Linked DNA regions of Homo sapiens: region 1 is linked to region 2. A link is a loop called in an ENCODE intact Hi-C map of the cell type or tissue named here. Cell type or tissue: psoas muscle. All regions are shown on one strand.

What was found. A loop is a pair of places that touch in the nucleus more often than their neighbours do. Peaks named below come from ENCODE experiments on the same cell type or tissue, not always from the same donor. Only the 100,000 strongest peaks of a DNase experiment are listed, where the experiment ranks them.
Region 1: a loop joins it to region 2, with 5 times the contacts of the local background. A loop is called at or near these places in 3 of 110 quality-filtered maps.

Annotation. Positions count from the first base shown.
Region 1 is chr20:23,134,622-23,139,621 of GRCh38, forward strand. No RefSeq gene overlaps it. Among named protein-coding and RNA genes, the nearest start is that of LINC00656, 4.5 kb to the left of the region's middle. RefSeq lists an enhancer at 1,812-3,011. In psoas muscle, no CTCF peak of the experiment used is centred here; DNase peaks (open chromatin) are centred at 1,300 and 2,380; H3K4me3 peaks cover 472 bases; H3K27ac peaks cover 4,201 bases.
Region 2 is chr20:23,409,693-23,414,692 of GRCh38, forward strand. All of the region lies in intron 1 of NAPB (NSF attachment protein beta), which reads right to left. Among named protein-coding and RNA genes, the nearest start is that of NAPB, 9.3 kb to the right of the region's middle. In psoas muscle, no CTCF peak of the experiment used is centred here; no DNase peak of the experiment used is centred here; H3K27ac peaks cover 2,271 bases.

The sequences.
Region 1 (5,000 bases), 280 kb before region 2:
TCAAACCTCCTGATTTCAAATCATATTACAAAGCTACAGTAGGCAAAACATTGTGGTACTGGAATAAAGACAGATATATAGACCAATGGAATGAAATAGGGGGCCCAGAAATACACCCTTGATTTTCAGCAAGGATGTCAAGACCATTTAATGAAGGAAGGGTAAAATTTTCAACAGATGGTTTGGGAAAATTGGAAATACATATGCAAAAGCAAGAAGTTAGACCTTACCTCATATCATATAAAAAAATTAATTCAAATTGATCAGATGCCTAAACATAAGACATAAAACTATAAAGCTCCTAGAAAAAAACATAGAAGAAAATCTTTATAACATTAGATTTGGCAATGATATAACACCAAAACCAGGTGCTGCAAGAGTAAAAATACTAATAGATAAATTGGACTATATCAAAATTGAAATGTTTTGTGCATCAAAGGACAAAAAATGATAATAAACAATAATAAACAGAGTGAAAAGGCAACCCATTGAATGGGAGAAAATATTACAAATCATATATAGAATAAGGGGTTAATGTCCAGATTATATAAAGAACTCCTGCAACTAAACAACAACAAACAACAACAAAACAATTAAAAAATGTCAAAGGACACGAATAGACATTTCTACAAAGAAGATATACAAAGGGTCAATAAGCACATGAAAAGATGTTCAGCATCACTAATCATTAGGGAAAAGCAAATCAAAACCACACTGAGATACCGCCTCACATCCATTAGGATGGCTACTATTAGACAAACAAACAAAACCCAGGAGTCATAAGTGTTAATGAGCATGTATGGAAATTGGAACCCTTGAGCACCATTGGTAGAACTGTAAAATGGTGAAGCCACTACGGGAAATAATATGGTGGTTCTTAAAAAAATAAAATAAAATTAGAATAAAAGGAAAAGTAGAATTGCCATTTAATCTAGCAATTCCACTTCTGGGTGTATAACCAAAAGAATTGAAATTAGTGTCTCAAAGAGACATTGGTAACCCCATGTTCCTAGCAGCACTAAACACCATAGCCAAAGGTGGAGGCAACCCAGATGCCCATCAGCATGTGACTGGTAAACACAATGAGGCACAAACATGCCGTGGAATATTATTCAGCCTTTGTAAGGGAAGAAATTCTGATGCAAGCTACAAGGGTGAACCTTGAACACATTATACTGAGTGAAATAAGCCAGTCATGAAAAGACAAATAATGTGGGATTCCTCTTAAATGAGGTGCTAGAGTTGCCAACTCCATAGAGACCGAAAGCAGAAGGGCGGCTGGCAGGGCCTGCGGGGAGGGGCGGAAGTCACTGTTTAATGGGCACAGGGTTTCTGTTTTGCAAGATGAAATGAGTTCTGGAGATGGGTTGTACAACAATGTGAATGTGTGTAACACTACTGAACTGAACACTTAAAAACGGTCATGATGATGAATTTTGTTATGTGTATTTTGCCACAATTTAATTCAAAAAATATAAATACACACAAAATGTCTGCACAGAAACCCTGTTTTTGAAGGAAATGCCCTGTATTGTCAGTGAGTCAGACGTGGGCTGTGCTCCCAAACCTGGGTGGATTGTGCCCTCTGTGGCCCATCACTGCAGAGGGTGTCAGTGTGAGGAGGAAAAAAAGGGGAGTGGACAGGCTCTGGGCCACAGGCCCACTGCCCACTGTGGGACAGAGAGTGCTTCCCTGCTCTCAGGAGAAGAGAAAGCATGTTGCTCATGCACATAACACATTCACCTTATAGGGGGCCACTGGACTTCTAGCTTCCCAGACCTGGTTCATCTAAGGGAAAGCCATTTGTAGGGGCAGAAATGTTCCTAACTTCCTGTTCAGGGTCTCTTAATTCTATGGACATGAATGACGGCAAGGGCCATTATGCATTGATTCTGATGTGCAGAGTTCCAGTCTGAGCAGGACTATGCCTGTTGTACAGACTGGAAAGCTGTGACTTCAAGGGGTTAAGAAACCAGCCAGAGGCCGCACAACCAGCAAGCCGCAGAGGTGGACGGAGCCAGGCCGTTGGGTTCTGTTTGGGTTGTTTCTTGCTATTTAACAGACTGCCCTAAATCTCAGTGACTTAACACCCATTTTGTCACCTCTCTGGGTTGGGTAGGGTGGGGGCTCAGCTGGACACTTCTCCCGCTGTTTTTCTTGGGGTCTTTCCTGTAGTTTTAGCTCGATGGTGGAGGGGCCGGGGGTCATCTGGAGGTTAGACCAGGTGGAGGGGCCTCTCTTATTGTCTCCACATGTCCTGTCTTGTGGCCTCTCCAGAAGGGTGGCTCAGGGTTCCCAGGAATGAGTGATCCAGTGAGAAGCAGCAGCAGCTGTGGCCTCTCGCGGGCAGGCGGGAAACCGACACCGTTCACTGGTAGGTATTCTGCTGGTTAGGCGTGAGTCAGCGCCTGGCCCAGATTCCACCCTGGAGGGGCTGCACCAGGGCGTGAACTCTCGGGGCGTGGCTCCCCAACCCTCTTTAGAAACATTACCTTGAACACCATAGCTCAGAGCAGTAATCACCAGTCCACTGAGGCAGCAGAGGGGCCTACGGCTGGGACTGTGGGAACAGGGAAGCTGCACCCAGGGCTTCACCCACAGGCACCATCGCTTACTCTGCCTGGCTCGCGGGTCGGTGAAGGGAGTGGCTGCCCTTCTGCTCAGCTCGGTCTTTGTCCCATTATTTTCTCCATTTGTTCTGCTGAAGAGACAGCCAGGAGGCAGTGAAGTGGCCCCTCCAAGGTCAAGGCAGCATGCAAACCCCACCTGCCCGCTGAGCCTGACATTTATTTTATCACAATGGGTTTCAAGCAGGAAGATTGCCCTGTCCTGAGGACAGGACAGCCAGCTTCATGGGCACTTGACATGAAAACCTCCAGTGGCCTCAGTACCCAGGTGGGGGTGGGAGCACTGCAACCCTCAGGGCAAAACCAAGGAACATGAAGGTGTTGGGGATGCACCTGGGCCTCAGCCTGGCAAAGAGCCCAAGAAACACCCAGGTAGACTTTGGGAGTGGGAAAGACTCCACCCACGGTCTCCGAGAGAAGGAGGCTAATGGGGCAGGGGGTGAAGACAGGATAAATGAAGGAACGCAAGAAGCCTAAGGGGGAAGGTGGTTTGAGGGCTGAAGCCCAGGTTGAGACTAGAAGGCCAGGCAGAAGCATTCAGATCCCAGGTCCTGTAAATTCTTTCCCACTGGGGAAAGAATTTGTCCTACAGGAAGGCTGAGGAAAGGCTCTGCTGAGTCTATCTTCGCTTTGTTTTTTGCAAGAAAAGTTTTCCTTTTGTGAAAACTTATCATACAGATTGGGCCATTCTTGTCACACCCAACTAAAACACAGTCAAGAATCCAGTGGGGATAGCACCCAGAGCACAATACATTGCTCCAAAAATGTAATTATCTGTAGGCCTAGCAGCTGAAACTGCCTGCAGTAGCCTGAAACCAGTTTTATCTAAGACTCCTGAAATGACCTGCTGCAACTCTCAGACTAGCTTTGCCCATGGCTGTCACTTCCCAATCAGAGCTTGCCAGCTACTCAGAACCTTACTAGTGCTGGTGAAATTTCTCAAAGAGCAATGCATAACATTTCTTCTTTCTATAAAACCTCTGACCTTCTATTTGTTCTTCAGAGAGAGCACTTTTGATTCACGCTGGAAACTCTCTCCATCAGTTTGGTTTGCAAACTGATGTTGACATTAAAGCCCTCTCTTCGACTACCCAGCCATCCTGGTGGTCCTTTGGGTAACACTTGCTTCATGAGGCTGTACAATGGTCTAATAAGAGGGCAGAGGAAATTCATGGTAAGCCCTTTATCCCCAGGGACAGCTCCTGGCAGGACAGGTGCTGGAGGAGGGGGAAGGCTTTCTGTCCTTTTTCATTGCTTATCCCTTTTGTCTTGCCTGCATCTGATGTTGAGTTTGGTTTCTCAGATTAATATTTCTTTCCAGAGTAGCCAAAAAAATCATCTGCCACCGAGTTGGACTGGTTAGAGCACCCTCCCCTTGCATTTTTAATGATCTGACCAAATAATAATAATTCCCAAAGAGTCCTTAGAAATCCAGAGAGGTAGGTTTGCAAAATCAATGTTGAAAATGTCAGAACAGGCTTGCAAAATTCACATTACAAAAATTGCATGCAGCCCCCGCAATCAACTGAAGGCATCTGGCTGTTGCAGACACACCAGCCTCACCTGGCTTACCTCAGGTCTCCAATTTGCCCATCCATTTGCAGGGCTTCTCAAGCTCTCTGGGACCACCCAGCTGAAACAGAAGCACTGTGCTGTCCCCTGGGTAAGGAGGGAAGCCGGGCTGCTAGAATGACAAGGCATGGGAAAAAGGCCTGACTCCTGAAATATTGTTCATTCTCCAAAAGCTGTCTGATCAAGGATTTTCAGATGCATGAAGTCAAAGTTACCTACCCTTTTTCAGGGCAACGATATGGAAATGTAAGTCAAGATAAGCAGAGGAAAGGCAAAGAACTGTGAGGCCTGTGAGGGAGGCCAAAAAACATGCTCTGGCATAAGCCAGCAAGGGCAGCTTCTCAAGAAAAGAAATTCCGGCCCTTGACTCTTATGGACCCATTCTCTTTCTGTTGGCCTTAGACACAGAAACTAAGACACATGTTTAGTCAACGATGAATATATGAACATTAACATCAGACAAGATATTTGAAATTGAAAGTGACCTAGAAAATAAAACTATTGAGTGTATGATCATGTTAGACCCTACCTGCTGAAAAATTCCTTTAACAAGGGGTTGATTAAGTGGCATTTTAGAATTTAGAAAGCACTTCTCAGCTACAAAGATGATTGCTAGTTTCTTACCTAATCACAAAGAGGCACAGACTGGTGTTTTCTCTGTGGCTTTTACAGAGACCATAGTATATTATATACACAGCTCTACACTTAGTTTCTCTCTCTGAGCAAGAGTAGAGGGTTGCCTTGTTCTGTTAACGCTTTGGAGTGAGGTTAGCTTTGTGTGTGTGTAGGATTTATTCAGCT
Region 2 (5,000 bases):
CTGCTTAGATAAATATATCCACACATCCTCCAAAAACCTTATAGATCAACAAAAAGCATACACAACCACCCATAATCCGTGCCTACAGCAAAAGGAGGCAGTATTCAGCAAGCCTCCATTAAATATAATTTAGGAAATAAAAAATCCAAAACTACCAGAGCTAGCAACACTGCCTCTGCTGCCAGTCAGAGGGGCGTCTGTCGACAGGAGAGGGGAGTTTAACCTGGCAATCATTGTCCAGGGAAGAACTCTCAGCAAGGAAGTGCCCTACCAGGGTGGGCAAACACCCCAGACCAGGTGGAAGACCTGGCAGGTTAGAGCACTGCAGTTGGGAACTGAATAGAAGGGCTTTGCCACAGGCTGCAGTTTCCAGAAGACACTGCTTCTGGGAGAAGGCAACTTAGAAGGTGGGGGCAGCTCTATGGAGGTTTGGCAGTGAAAGGAAAGAAGGCAAGTGATGGAAATACGTTCTTGAAACAAAAGAGTATCACAGAATTAGAAGTCACACAAACCTACCCCTCCACAGCACCATTCATTAAAGAAACCGCACTTAACTGTACCTACACAACGCAGCATTTAAACTAAGAAACCCATGAAGTCACACAAACCGCTCATCTCCTATCACAGAAACACATGCTATTGTGTGTCCAAGAAACTCTGTGACTCTCTACACTAAACAGAAAGGAGAAACAGCATCCATATGAAGCTACTACATAAGAAAGAAGATCCTAAGTGAATTAATGCAGGAACAGAAAACCAAATACCGCATGTTTTCACTTATAAGTGGTAGCTAAACACTGGATACCCATGGGCATAAAAATGGCAACCGTAGACACTGGGGACACTAGCGGGGTATGGGGAGAGAAACAGTTGAAAAACTATTGGGTACTATGCTCAGTATCTGGGTGACAGGATCATCTGTACCCTAAACCTCAGTATCACACAATATACCCAGTTAACAAACCTGCATATGTACCCCCTGACTCTAAAATAAAAGTTGTAAAAAAGGAACAAATATTAAAATAAAAATGAGCCATACCAAAAAAGCCCCAAAACAAAAAAGAAACAAGAATTAAAATACGTTCCCTAAAACAATCACAAGGCACAGGAAAACAATTCCATATGACTGAAATATTATTAAACAGATATGAAAGTACATCATAAGCTAGAAATTTAAAAACTCATCATGGAAATACACAAAAAAATAAGATGATGAACTCTTGTTTCAAATTCTAGAAGGATAGAAATAAAAAGACAAAATGATCTCAGAAATAAAATCTCTGTTATAGCATACCTAAGGGGAAAGCAGATTCTACTGACAATAAGGAAAACTATGAAAACAGCCAAGAGAACAAAAATGAAGAGAAAAGGATCTAAGTAAAAGTAATACAGGATGGGCAAAGAGCCAATATCCATGTAATGAGAGTCCCTAAAGAGGGGAAGAAAAAACCCATTTTCACAATCTGAGAAAATTTTCTGGAAACAAAAGGCATGAATCGAAATACTGAACAGGCCTACATGTACTTGGAAAACTGACCCAGAATAGTCTACTGTGAAACATATCCTAGTAAGATGACTAGATTTTATAAATGAAGAACATTTCTGGGCTTCCACATAAAAACTCAAAGTTACTTATAAAACTAAGAAAATCAGGCTAAGACTTCAACAGCAATATACGGAGCAAAACAACAGTGGAACAATGCTTTACCAGAAACTCAAGGGGGAAAAAAGTGTGAGCCAAGGATTATACAACCAGGCCATCCAGCATGCAACCCCCAGTGTAAGCCAGGACCCAAGGGATAACTAAGAGATGACTAGGAAACATAGCTGAAATGACTGGTGGTGTCACTGCATATGTTGTATTGTAGATCTAAGACAAAATGTAAGGACAAGGGTAGAAAAATAATAGGGAAACACTTCTATGTCTGACAAAGTACAAACAGCTTAAAAAAAAAGGGATATTAGAGAACAAGAGATGTAGAACGTGCTCACTGAGAAGCACATAGGTAACAGGAGTTTTCTGGAGTGAACAAAATAATAGGCGCCTAAGTAAGGAAAAGGAGCTAAGGATATTTAAAAACATTTATAGCATAAAGGTAACCAGTAGAACAAAATTACAAACCTTCCTAAATAAAAAAAGAGACATGAAGACAAATAGCAATGAAAATATAATATACAGTAAATATAGTAGTATGACAGTTAAGAACCAATCATATACTCGTCATTTTCAGATCTGCTCAAAAAACAAAACCCAACTTTGTGCTCAGTACAAGAAACACAACTAAAATACCTATTCCGAAAGGCTTAAAATAAAGAGATGGTCAAAAGTATACCAAACAAATCAAGCAGCTCTCATTAGAACTGTCATAACAGCAAATAACCCTGACATCTCCCAAAGGCTTCTCTCAGTCACTTGACTTGTTTACTGCAGACTGGCTGTGACTGCTGCCTCTTTCTCCAAGTGTCATCATTCTCTACTCTGGAATGTAGCACTTATCCGGTATATATACTCTTCTTAATTTCTTACAGAAGGGTAAAAGCCATGGCAGAAGTGCCTTCCACTCATACTTCATCAGTCAAAGTCAGTCACATGGCCACAACTGGCAGCAGAGGGCACAAGGTAACAGACAGCATGTATGATCCTCTTACATAATACAGTCCTAAGGAATGCAAACACAAGCAGTAAGAAAACAGAGATTGCTACCCTGCAATGAAACAAAGTAGAATTTGGGCTCAAAGGCTTTAAATGAAATAAAGAAGTTCACTTCATAATGCTAAAAATATAATTCATAATAATATTAGTTGTGAAAATCTATGTACCAAAAACACAGTAGCCCCCTTTATAAAGCAGAAATTGCAAACGTTAAAAAAGATAGAAATACACTTATAAGAAAGCAGATATTAATATGCCCCCCAAAACAGATCAAGTGAACAGAAAATACAGACATGAAAGACAGAGACAATATAATCAATAACTAGACAAGAGGGATCTCTATCAAAATTTGATAAGAAAATATCCACCTTCTAAAGTATACATGGGAGATTACAATCCCAGCACTTTGGGAGGCCAAGGCAATTGGATCGTTTGAGGTCAGGAGTTTGAGACCAGCCTGGCCAACACGGTGAAACCGTGTCTCTACTAAATATACAAAAATTAGCCAGGTGTGGTGGCGTGTGCCTGTATTCCTAGCTACTGGGGAGGCTGAGGCAGGAGAATCGCTTGAACCTGGGAGGTGGAGGTTGCAGTGAGCCGCACCACTGTACTCCAGCCTGGGCAACAGCGTGAGACTCTGTCTCCAAAAAAATAAAGTGTACATGGGTGCTGGGTGCAGGTGGCTCATGCCTATGATCCCAGCACTCTTTGGGAGGCCAAAGCAGGAGGATTGCTTAGGCCAGGAGTTCGAGACCATCCTGGGAAACACAGCAAGATTCCGTGTCGAAAAAAAAATTTTAAGTAAAGTGTACCTGGACCATTCATGAACACCAACAATATATTAAGTGGCAACGAAAATCTCAGTAAGTTCTCTGATCATAATGAAAAAAAAAAAGTTTAAGTAATAATATACAAAGAAAGGCCATTCTTTCTACCTGGAATAAAACCCTTACAATAAAAGCCTCTTGCAACAAAGGGGAAACAAACTAAGATAAAAACATTATGTAACAGGATCTATAAAATACAACTGAAGCAGTTTTAAGAAAAAAATGTATAGCCATGAATATTTTAATCCATACAAATAAAGCAATGAAAACAGTGAATAAACACCTCCCTAGAAAAATGAACCAGAGGGAAAAACAAAAGAAGCCAAAGAAAGCAATAAAGATAAAAGTATAAGTCAGTAAGACAGAAAACACAAAACCAGTAGAACAAATCAATCAAAATATTGGTTGTTTAGAGAAAAAGAATCAAGGAAAAAAGGGGAAAAACACAAACACAAAAATAAAGTGACAGAAGAAAATTACTAAAACAGAACATTTTTAAAAGTCAGAAAAGACTACTATGCACAATGCAAATACATTTTTTAAAACTTAGATAAAATGAATTATTTCCTAGGAAAACACAATTTACCAAAATTGACCTCAGTAGAGATAGAAAATTTAAACATTACAAACTCCAGAGACAAAAACAAGAAAGTTATCAAAGAAATACCCATCAAAAGCCCCAATGGTTTCACTGTGGTATATTCTTAAATCTTCAAAGACCAGAGTCCAAAAAAAAAAAAAGAAAAACATCCACATTATTTTTAGGAGGCACCTGTAACAGCAATACTTCAAGCTGATAAAGTAAAGCTATATACAAATGAATTGTAGATAAAACAATCCTAAATCATGTATGTAAAAACAGAATCTAGGCCAGGCACAGTGGCTCATGCCTGTAATCCCAGCCCTGTGGGAGACCAACCAGGCAGATCATTTGAGCCCAGGAGTTTGAAACCAGCCTAGCCAATATGGTGAAACCCCATATCTAATAAAAATACAAAAATTAGCTGGGCATGGTGGCCTGTGCCTGTAATCCCAGCTGCTGAGGAGGCTGAGGTGGGAGGATCACTTAAGCCTGGGAGGCGGAGGTTGCAGTGAGTAATGAGCACATCACTGCACTCCAGCCTGGTCAACAAAGTGAGACCCTGTCGCAAAAAAATAAACAAATAAATAAAAATAAAAATGGAATCTACATTTAAAAATATATTATAATCCTGAGAGGTTTACTCCAGGAGTGCGAGGACAGTACAATACGAGGCCTCATATTTACTAATTAACATATAATAACTCTTAAGGAGAAAAATGTTTATCTCCGCAGATATTCAAAAAGGCCTTCAAAATACAACACTAATCCCTAATGAATACACGGACTAAAACTGGAATTGACAGACAAGTCCTCACCATGAAAAAATATACCTTAATTCAAGGAAGTATTGACTTATTAGATTTTGTTATTACTTATAAGTTCCACTTAAATACAGAAATAGTTAACATTCTGAAACTCTACTTCCAAGTTTCCTTAC